Regions from separate parts of the Homo sapiens genome. Here region 1 is linked to region 2. Evidence: chromatin contacts called from ENCODE Hi-C or POLR2A ChIA-PET data. All regions are on one chromosome and are shown on one strand. The core of a region is the stretch at or near the end of the contact, and the rest is flanking DNA. Distances in the headings are between cores, read along the strand shown.

Region 1 (4,058 bases), core at 1,028-3,527, 130 kb before region 2:
AAATGTCTATAAACAAGACTTCAGGGGCATTCCTCAGCGAATGAGATAGTTTGGGGGGATTCCTACTTAGAACCAGAGTACCAGTTTAAATACCCTTACAGTCTCAGAATGATTTTCTTAATGAAGCCTTAAAACATGTATCTTTGTAGTAGTTATATTTTCATAATATAAGCTGCTCATGTCCATTTTGGAACAGCTTACTCCCACTGCCCAAAACTGCTTGTTATACACATTGCTTAGTGTTGTCTATCTTGTAGCTCTAAGTAATTAGTTGTGGAATTATGTTTACGACAATGCGGAGGGTGAGGTATGTATGATACTACATTAAAGAAACTCACACTGCCTTTACTATCCCATCCCAAAACTACCAATCATTTGCCAAATTTCAACAGATTTTTAAGCCAACAGTGTTTTGTTTTGTTTTTCCTGATGATAAAGGCCCACCTCTAAAATTCATCAAGCTACAGCCTATTACAATGAACCAACATTCTAGAACCCTGCTAAGGTGATTCCAGGTTTTAATGAGCAGGGCAGGGCTCTAAAAATATTTTCCTCCTCTTGCTTGTATTCATGCTTCCTCACCTGCTCACTGGAGTAGAGGAGTGTCAGCCTGAGGCTCAAAGAAAGACCCCTTGAGAGTCTGCTGACTAAGCTTGCAGCAGGGACCCACATGGCATGACAGAACGGGCTCCTTGCACATATGCAGTTCCATAGTTAGTTACATACCCACGCATAGGCGTGGATAGCCATGGACGGATGAATTTTTGTATGCATGTGCTGTGAGCCAGCATTGGTCTCCCTCTCCTTTATCCCGACCCCTGAGGAATCCCTGCAGTTCCCTGGAATTCAGGGAATAAAGAACGAGATGAGGCAAATAGTCCTTTTTCCTACCCTGGTGGCTGGGACCGCTCAGTGCCTGGAATCTGCAATGCCTCCTCTCACAAGCAGCTAATAAAGACAGACTGAAAAGATGAGCAAGAGAATGCATGGATCCAGGAAGGGGCCGCTGTACAAGAGATGATGCTTCGGGAGCTACTGGGCTATGATTTCTATTATTATTTGTATATACATATATATATACACAAAGCCCTAGGAAGCTGCAGAGGAGGCAAAGAAACCTCGCTGAGATTTTTCTAACAGCGCCTAGAAACCACCGCCAGGCTCCAGCCCCGGGCTGGGTCAAGGAATTCGAGGGATGCAGGCTGAACGCACCGGTTGAAACTCTGGGCGCCGCATCGGCACTTTGCGCCTTGGTGGGCTTTGCGCTCGGAAGACGCGTCCACGCACCATTTTCCCAGGCGTTGTGCGGGTTTCTTAAACCTCTCAGCTGGTGCCTCGGAAGAGTTTCTGGAAGCTCCATCTCTACTGCCTCCCCTCCCCCCCTTTTGATTTTACCCCCGCCAGGAGCTTCTCCAGCCCCACAGCGTCCGCCCTGTGAGGGGTACAGGTGCCGCTGTCCCGCCGGCTGCCGCCCCGTCCGCCCACGCAGCGCCTCCTCCGGGCTAGCCTGGGGGATTGACCCAGCGCCGCTGCTTCTCGAATGGTCTCGTGCAGGGGCGCAGCGGCCGCTGCCCGTCGCCCGGGACTCCCCGCCCTCCCTCGCGACCCCGCGCCGGGGCGGGCGGCGCTTGCGGCGGGCAGGGGGCGGGCAGGGGAGAGGGGGCTCGTCCGGGGGTAGCCGCCTCCTCTGCAGCCTGCCGGCGCCTCGAAGCCCGGACCTGCCTCCGCCTCTTCCTCCAGCGGCTCCATCCCGCCTCCCGTGCCTCGTCCTCCCGCCGCCTCCGCCGCCGCGCCCCCGGTGGCTGCCTCGGCGGACCGGGGAGGGGGCCCACCGCGTCGACCGCCCGCTCGGCTCGGCTCGGCCCGGCCCGGGAGGCGTGCATGCCCCTGCTGCCCGCGGCGCTCACCAGCAGCATGCTCTATTTCCAGATGGTGATCATGGCAGGGACGGTGATGCTGGCGTACTACTTCGAGTATACGGACACGTTCACCGTGAACGTGCAGGGCTTCTTCTGCCACGACAGCGCCTACCGCAAACCCTACCCGGGCCCGGAGGACAGCAGCGCCGTGCCCCCCGTGCTCCTCTACTCGCTGGCCGCCGGGGTCCCCGTGCTCGTGGTAAGCCCGGGGGCGCTCGCCCTCGTCGCCGAGTCCCTGATCTCGCCCCTCGCCTTCGGGGTTGAGGCCCCTCTAAGGGTTGGGGCGCAGTAGGTTTTGCCTTCTAAGTTCCTCCAAGTTATGGGCAGCCCCTTCCCCAGAGGACATTCTAGGGCGCGTGAGGGTGGGTGCGAAGGAAGCCCCCAGCTCTTCCCACACGTCACCCCCCCACACCCCGCGGTGGCTTCAGCGTTGGGTGACTGGGCGGGGATGGAAGGGAAGAGGGGCCGTAGGTGGTGAGGAGTGGGGATCCGGGTTGCAAAGGAGGTGAGCTTTGGGGGTGAACCTTGATTCCATCCACTCTGTGGCCTTGACTCGCTCACTGCCTCCTCTTCGATTGTGCCTGGAAGAAGAGCAGCGGCGGGCGGGCCGGCGAGGAGAGAGGGGATCAATTGCTGGGGTGTGAAAGGGACTCCCACTTCCCGAGTCGGGGCACGTATTTCTATTTCGCCACCTCCCTCCTTTTCAGGTGAAAGTGCCAATGGGACTAAGCTGACCAGGGAACAAATATCTGAAAAAAGAATTTGAGAATTTCTAAATGAAGAGGCCTCAGCACCAGTGCTTTGCTGAAAAGCAGGAGCTGTACCTCAATTACAAGAGCACTTCAGATTTATTTAAAGGCTGCTCCGCTCCCTGGGCAATTTAAGTCCTTTTCTCTTAGAACCTCACAGAGCATGCCTTTTGGATTTATTGAGTGTATGTGTGTGTGAGAGAAAGAATGACTATACAGATACACTCACGTGTATACACACACCTCACATATATACATATGAAATTATTGGGGATAAATTACACATAATAATATTAATTTTATTATAGTAATTTACATATGTGAATATGCTACATATTTATTCTTAGGAGAATTGTTGGTGTTTCTTTAGAAAACCTGATATTTTATGGTTCCTTTAATATTGACAAAGTATTGGAGGTTCCCTTCCTGTGATGCGCGCTCTCTCTCTCCCTCAACAGATAACAAACGGGAAATAAGAAAATGAAGGGGAAAGGAAGAATGAAGTTTTATTTTCAGTAGCTAAATGTGTAAATTGAATGTTAAGAATGTCTGTTGAATCCATTAAGTTTGGATGTTCATCTTTTTTTTTAATTTTAGGAGCAATGACTTACTAATTTGTAAAATAATGAAAAGTTCCTAACACATAAGATAGAAATCAGTGAACAAATCAAGTAATTTCTTGATAACCTTAAAGTAACTTTATCACATGTCCTGTGATAGTTGACTTCAAATTGCCTCTGTCATAATGGTTTGAAATGTGTTAGACCTTGCCCCAGATAATGTTTTACATATATATATATATATATATATATATATATATATATATATGTAAAATAAGTTGCTAAAATGTGTTAGAAGCCCCAAATCCAGCCTTCATGTTTGTGTTCTCTTTTCTCCATTTGACAAGCTGGCAGAGAAAAAAAAAAAGGTCGATTTTTGGGGGCCCTTTTTACTTTCTGGAGATCGGGGTTTCCCATGTACAGTTTTCCAGGAGACTAAATAGCTCAGATATTTTTCAAGGATTGTTTTAAAGAAAAAGGAAGAGCCTGTCACTTTCAGCTCATTGGTTTGGTCATAGCTATAATCAATAATGTCTGTAACTCATCCTTTAATTCCCATTCTATGTCTTATTTAAATAAGATAGCACTTTTCAGTCCTAACCATCCAATCATGGTGGCAGGTGCTAGTTAGAGACGAGAGCACACTCACCCAATGATTTGGATGATTCTCCACTTAGGAGGAATGTAGGACGGAGAAAAAGAATGAATTAGTCACTATTTAGTGCCTACTCTATTTTGGGTACCGAATAGTCATAGTCACGTATATTTCTCAGAGCAGCTCTTTCAGGAGATATTATCTCCAATTAATATTTGAAGAAAGTGAGGTTCAG
Region 2 (4,372 bases), core at 1,340-3,839:
AGAATAAACACATCTACTCAGCATAATTGTGAATAGGTGGATACTCCAGTCTCAGAAAGGTGAAATATAGCTCCCCACTCCTTAAGTGTGTCCTACATATAGTGACTCCTATACAGAAAGGATTATATGAAAAAGAGTGTTGATAAAAAGGGTAAAACTCTGCGAAATATTTGAATAGATTTAGTCTGAGCCAAATATGAGTGACCAATGGCCCACAACACAGCTCTCAGGAAATCCTGAGAACATGTGCCTAAGGTAATCAGGCCACAACTTGGTTTTATACATGTTAGGGAGACATAAGACATCAATCATTGCATGTAAGATGTACATTGGTTTGGTCCAAAAAGGTGGGACAACTGGAAGTGGGGGCTTCCAGGTCATGGGTAGATTCAGTGATTTTCTGACTGGCAATTGGCTGAGAGTTAAGTTATTGTCTAAAGACTTAAAATCAGTAGAAAGGAATGTCTAGGTTAAGATAAGGGGTTGTAGAGAACAAGGTTCTAACATGCAGGTGAACACTCCAGGTTGCAGGCTTCAGAGAATAGATTGTAAACGTTTCTTATCAGACTTAAAGAGTCTGTTTTATCAGTCTTAAGGTCTGTGTTGATGCTAATGCCAGTCAGCTGGGCCTGAATTCCAAAAGGGAGGTGGGCATAATGAGGCATGTCCAACTCCGCCTTTCCATCATGGCCTGAGCTAGATTTTCAGGCTAAATTTGGAATGCTCTAGGCCAAGAGAAAGGGTCCATACAGATGTTCAGAGGGGATCAGCATTTTATTTTTGATTTATAAGAGTAACTTTACAATGCAGAAACATGACAAATACTACCTCAACCAGATGATCAAAAATAATATTAATAGCCATAAATCATGTTTATAGTATGTACCCTTCATGTGAAGCACTGAGAATGGCACTTTACCTCTGTAGTCTTCTCAAAACCATAAACCCAATCTAATCATGAGAAAAATATCAATCACATCTCCATTAAGAGACATTCTACAAAATACCTGGTTAGTACCCCTCAAAGTGGTCCAGATCATCAAAAACAATGAAAGCCTGGAACACTGTCATGGCCAAGAAGAGTAAGAAATAAGACAAGCAAACGTAATATGGTATCCTAGATAGGATCCTGGAGCAGAACAAGGACATTAGGTAAAAACTAAGGAAATCAGAAATAAGTATGGACTTTAATTAATAATGTATCACTGAGTTCATTAACTATGAAACACTTGCCAGGTTAATGTAGAATATCCAAAATAAGGTAAACTGGGTTTACTAGGGTATATGGGAATTCTCTTATATCACATTCACAAATTTTTGTATGAATTTTGTGAACCTATTCTAAAATAAAGTTTACTTAAAAATAATGCTTATTATATTAAAATTTTTAAAAACTGTTTTTAAAGATTAGTCAGTGCATCTTCTTCTTGCTGAACTGCCTGAATGTCACAGAAGACTTCCTTTACTATCCAGACTTCAACATCATCTATTGTTTGTTATCAGTTACTCATAAAAATGCCTAAAATCTACTTGGCAGCCTCTCTATGAATATTCATTTACATATTAAGAACTAGACATTGTTGGCCGGGCGCAGTAGCTCACGCCTGTAATCCCAGCACTTTGGGATGCCGAGATGGGAAGATCACGAGGTCAGGAGTTCAAGATCATCCTGGCTAACACGGTGAAACCCCGTCTCTACTAAAAATACAAAAAATTAGCCAGGCGTGGTGGCGGGCGCCTGTAGTCCCAGCTACTGGGGAGGCTGAGGCAGCAGAATGGCGTGAACCCGAGAGGCGGAGCTTACAGTGAGCCGAGTGCACCACTGCACTCCAGCCTGGGCGACAGAGAGAGACTCAGTCTCAAATAAATAAATAAATAAATAAAATTAAAAACTAGACATTGTTGAGAGAGTTGATGAAAAATTAAGAATAATAAAGGGAAACAAGGCTCATGTCTCCCTTAAAGGAACAGGGCTTGCTGCCAGGCTGCAATTCATTTCTAGCACAGCCCTAAATAGGATGCTATTTGTGTGATTTCCATCTCCCTACACTGAAAACAATGGATGAGTTAATTAACCCTCTACACACCCTGAAAACTTGTTCTTTCAAGCATGGATTTTTGACTTCCGACAGGTTTGGAGTGAGACAAATTTGAGTACAGGGCCCTTCCCGTCCCAGGGCAGCCAATTCTCAGTCCTATTTGTTTTTCAACATGAAAGGCTTATTCCAAGATCTACCAAGTATCCTGGGAAATTGGTCTGGGAACCTGCTTAGCTCTACTATTCCTGCCTTATACATAAGTCAAGAAGCTCCAAAGGGTAGCATTTTGATAAATCATTCTTAGTTCATTTTGCCACAACTCTATGTCCCAAGCCCTCGTGGTTTTGTTTTTATTTCTGATTTTATGGCAGACATTGTTAATCTATCACTGAATCCATTCTCACTGAGTAGGCCAGATAGGCAGACAGGCTCATTTCCTGTTTTCATGTGGTTTAGAGAAAAGATCAAAAGCCCTTTACTCAAACTGTAGCTTACCTAACTTCCAGCCAATCAGCAACAAAAAACCCAAGAAGCTATTAACCACAAGTTCCTGCTTTAGGGGGATAGGGACTTCCCTTCGGCTCCACATGTGCAGGTAGCCTTAAACTTTAACTTATAATTGCCCCTCCCCCTCATTTTAATACTAAAAGTCACACAGCCAGTAGTGGAGATTTAAAACGGTAATATTACATGTGGTGTATGAAGAAACATGTAGAGCCATTGCACAAGTGCTAGAAAAAACCCTCCTATACATGCCCTGATGAAATCCTTCCCTATAGAAAGTCCGCATAAAACAAATCCACATACTACCCTCCAGGAGCAGCCTGCCCTTTTCCTTTTGTGGTGCCGACTTCCTTGTGCACAAGCTAAAATAATGCTTTCTCTTTCTCTATGCTGCTATATCTAGTGATCTCTCTTGATTTCTATTGTCATCTTTCTTGAGACATTACAAGAACAAAGGGCACTGATAACACCTGTATGCAGCTTCAGAATCAGGCTTAACTCAGCAACTCAGTGGATAGGGAAGGCACGATTGGCTCAGGCTGGAATCAGGTGGACCTATCTTCCTTATCAGCAGATGAGCAATTATATGAGAAGTCATGATTTACTCTAATGACATTATGTCTTCTCTGGAAGGAAAAAAATTAATCCTAGAGACAGAGCGCCTCAAAGCCAGGATATCGTAAGTGTATTGACAGCTGAACTCAGACAAAATTATGGACGAGACTAAATTAAGTTTCAAGTCTCCTCCCACATGCCCACCTCTTAGTTTCTCCATAATTAAGCCTGCTTGGAGTGATTACCATACTTCATTCCCTTCCAAAATATATTTTTTCTTCTATTTCCTCCACCACAAAACTTAGTAATTTATAGACTCATTGCTTTAAAAATAACCTTTCGGCCTTAGCACACCTTAGACATTTAAGAAAATGCTGGCTTATCTGATAAGTGGGGAAAAAAGTGTCAAGAAAAAAATGCTCATTAGATGCAAGGAGTGCTTCCAATTAGGTAGTTAAATATGCTGAATCCTGTAAATCTTTGTATAGCAACACATGGCAGATTATAACTGCTGGGATGACCCTTACATATAGTGAATATGAAATAGTCAAACAGTAAAGTCCTAGCTAGGTGGCTGGGTGGCACTCCGTTTTAAGTAATTTTTAAAACCAACCACAATATCCCCACTGGGAAATTTGCTACACAGAAAGTGGCCACTGTTTACAGCCATTGGTCACTCTCCAACCCAACAACTCATTTATTCTTCATAACTCTTATCAATATGCAGAAATATTTACTTGTATTATTATTATTTATTACATATGTTCCCTTACTAGAATTTAAGCTTCAAGAAAAAAAGAACCTTGACCATGACTAGATCCTTAGGAACTAAATAAATATTTGTTGAAAGAATAAATGAATCTAAAACCCAAGCCTTTGACAGTACCCCATAATTAAAGCCAGAGATAATTATAGAATCCCATTCTTCTTAGCTACTGAGAAAATTTTAGAAGATACTTTATCAATGTATATGTATAATACATATATTATATACAAATATATGCACATTTTACATAAAGACCAGAAAATATGATGGTATAACTTAATGTTGAAGAGAAAGAAAGGGGCAAAGGGAAAGGCGGCTTTTTAGACACTAAGTAAAATTTGGCCACTTGGTAATTTTCCCTTAGGTAGGACCTCATCAGAAAGCCTACTTAATTTAATGCAGTTGAGATTTTTCCAGGTGTCAGCCTTCATGCTGATGATATTTCTCAAAACTTCTTATTATATCTTTCAAAATAAGCAATTCCAACTTCTTTACTCATCCTTTAGGA

Evidence for each region. A loop is a pair of places that touch in the nucleus more often than their neighbours do. ChIA-PET counts read pairs that join two places held with the same protein, here RNA polymerase II (POLR2A). Pooled maps may share reads with other maps.
Region 1: a pooled map shows a loop between it and region 2 (4-fold over the local background). The contact joins the promoter of PLPPR5-AS1 here to the enhancer-like site in region 2. A Hi-C loop is called at or near these places in 2 of 37 single-sample maps with no recorded cell type and 7 of 50 pooled maps. POLR2A ChIA-PET finds 5 or more read pairs at or near these places in 2 of 52 experiments (Panc1 and activated CD4-positive, alpha-beta T cell).

What each region holds. Positions count from the first base shown.
Region 1 is chr1:99,002,495-99,006,552 of GRCh38, reverse strand. It overlaps PLPPR5-AS1 (PLPPR5 antisense RNA 1), which reads right to left and starts at 2,277. Exons shown (of 3, transcript NR_033940.1): 1 at 1,908-2,277. PLPPR5 (phospholipid phosphatase related 5) reads left to right here and starts at 1,692. Exons shown (of 6, transcript NM_001037317.2): 1 at 1,692-2,118. The coding sequence starts at 1,882. RefSeq lists an enhancer at 1,860-2,834.
Region 2 is chr1:98,869,873-98,874,244 of GRCh38, reverse strand. No RefSeq gene overlaps it. Among named protein-coding and RNA genes, the nearest start is that of PLPPR5-AS1, 130 kb to the left of the region's middle. RefSeq lists an enhancer at 2,553-2,672. Within about 2 kb of position 2,589, at least 7 of the 41 ENCODE cell types and tissues checked have a DNase peak (open chromatin) inside an H3K27ac peak, as active enhancers do.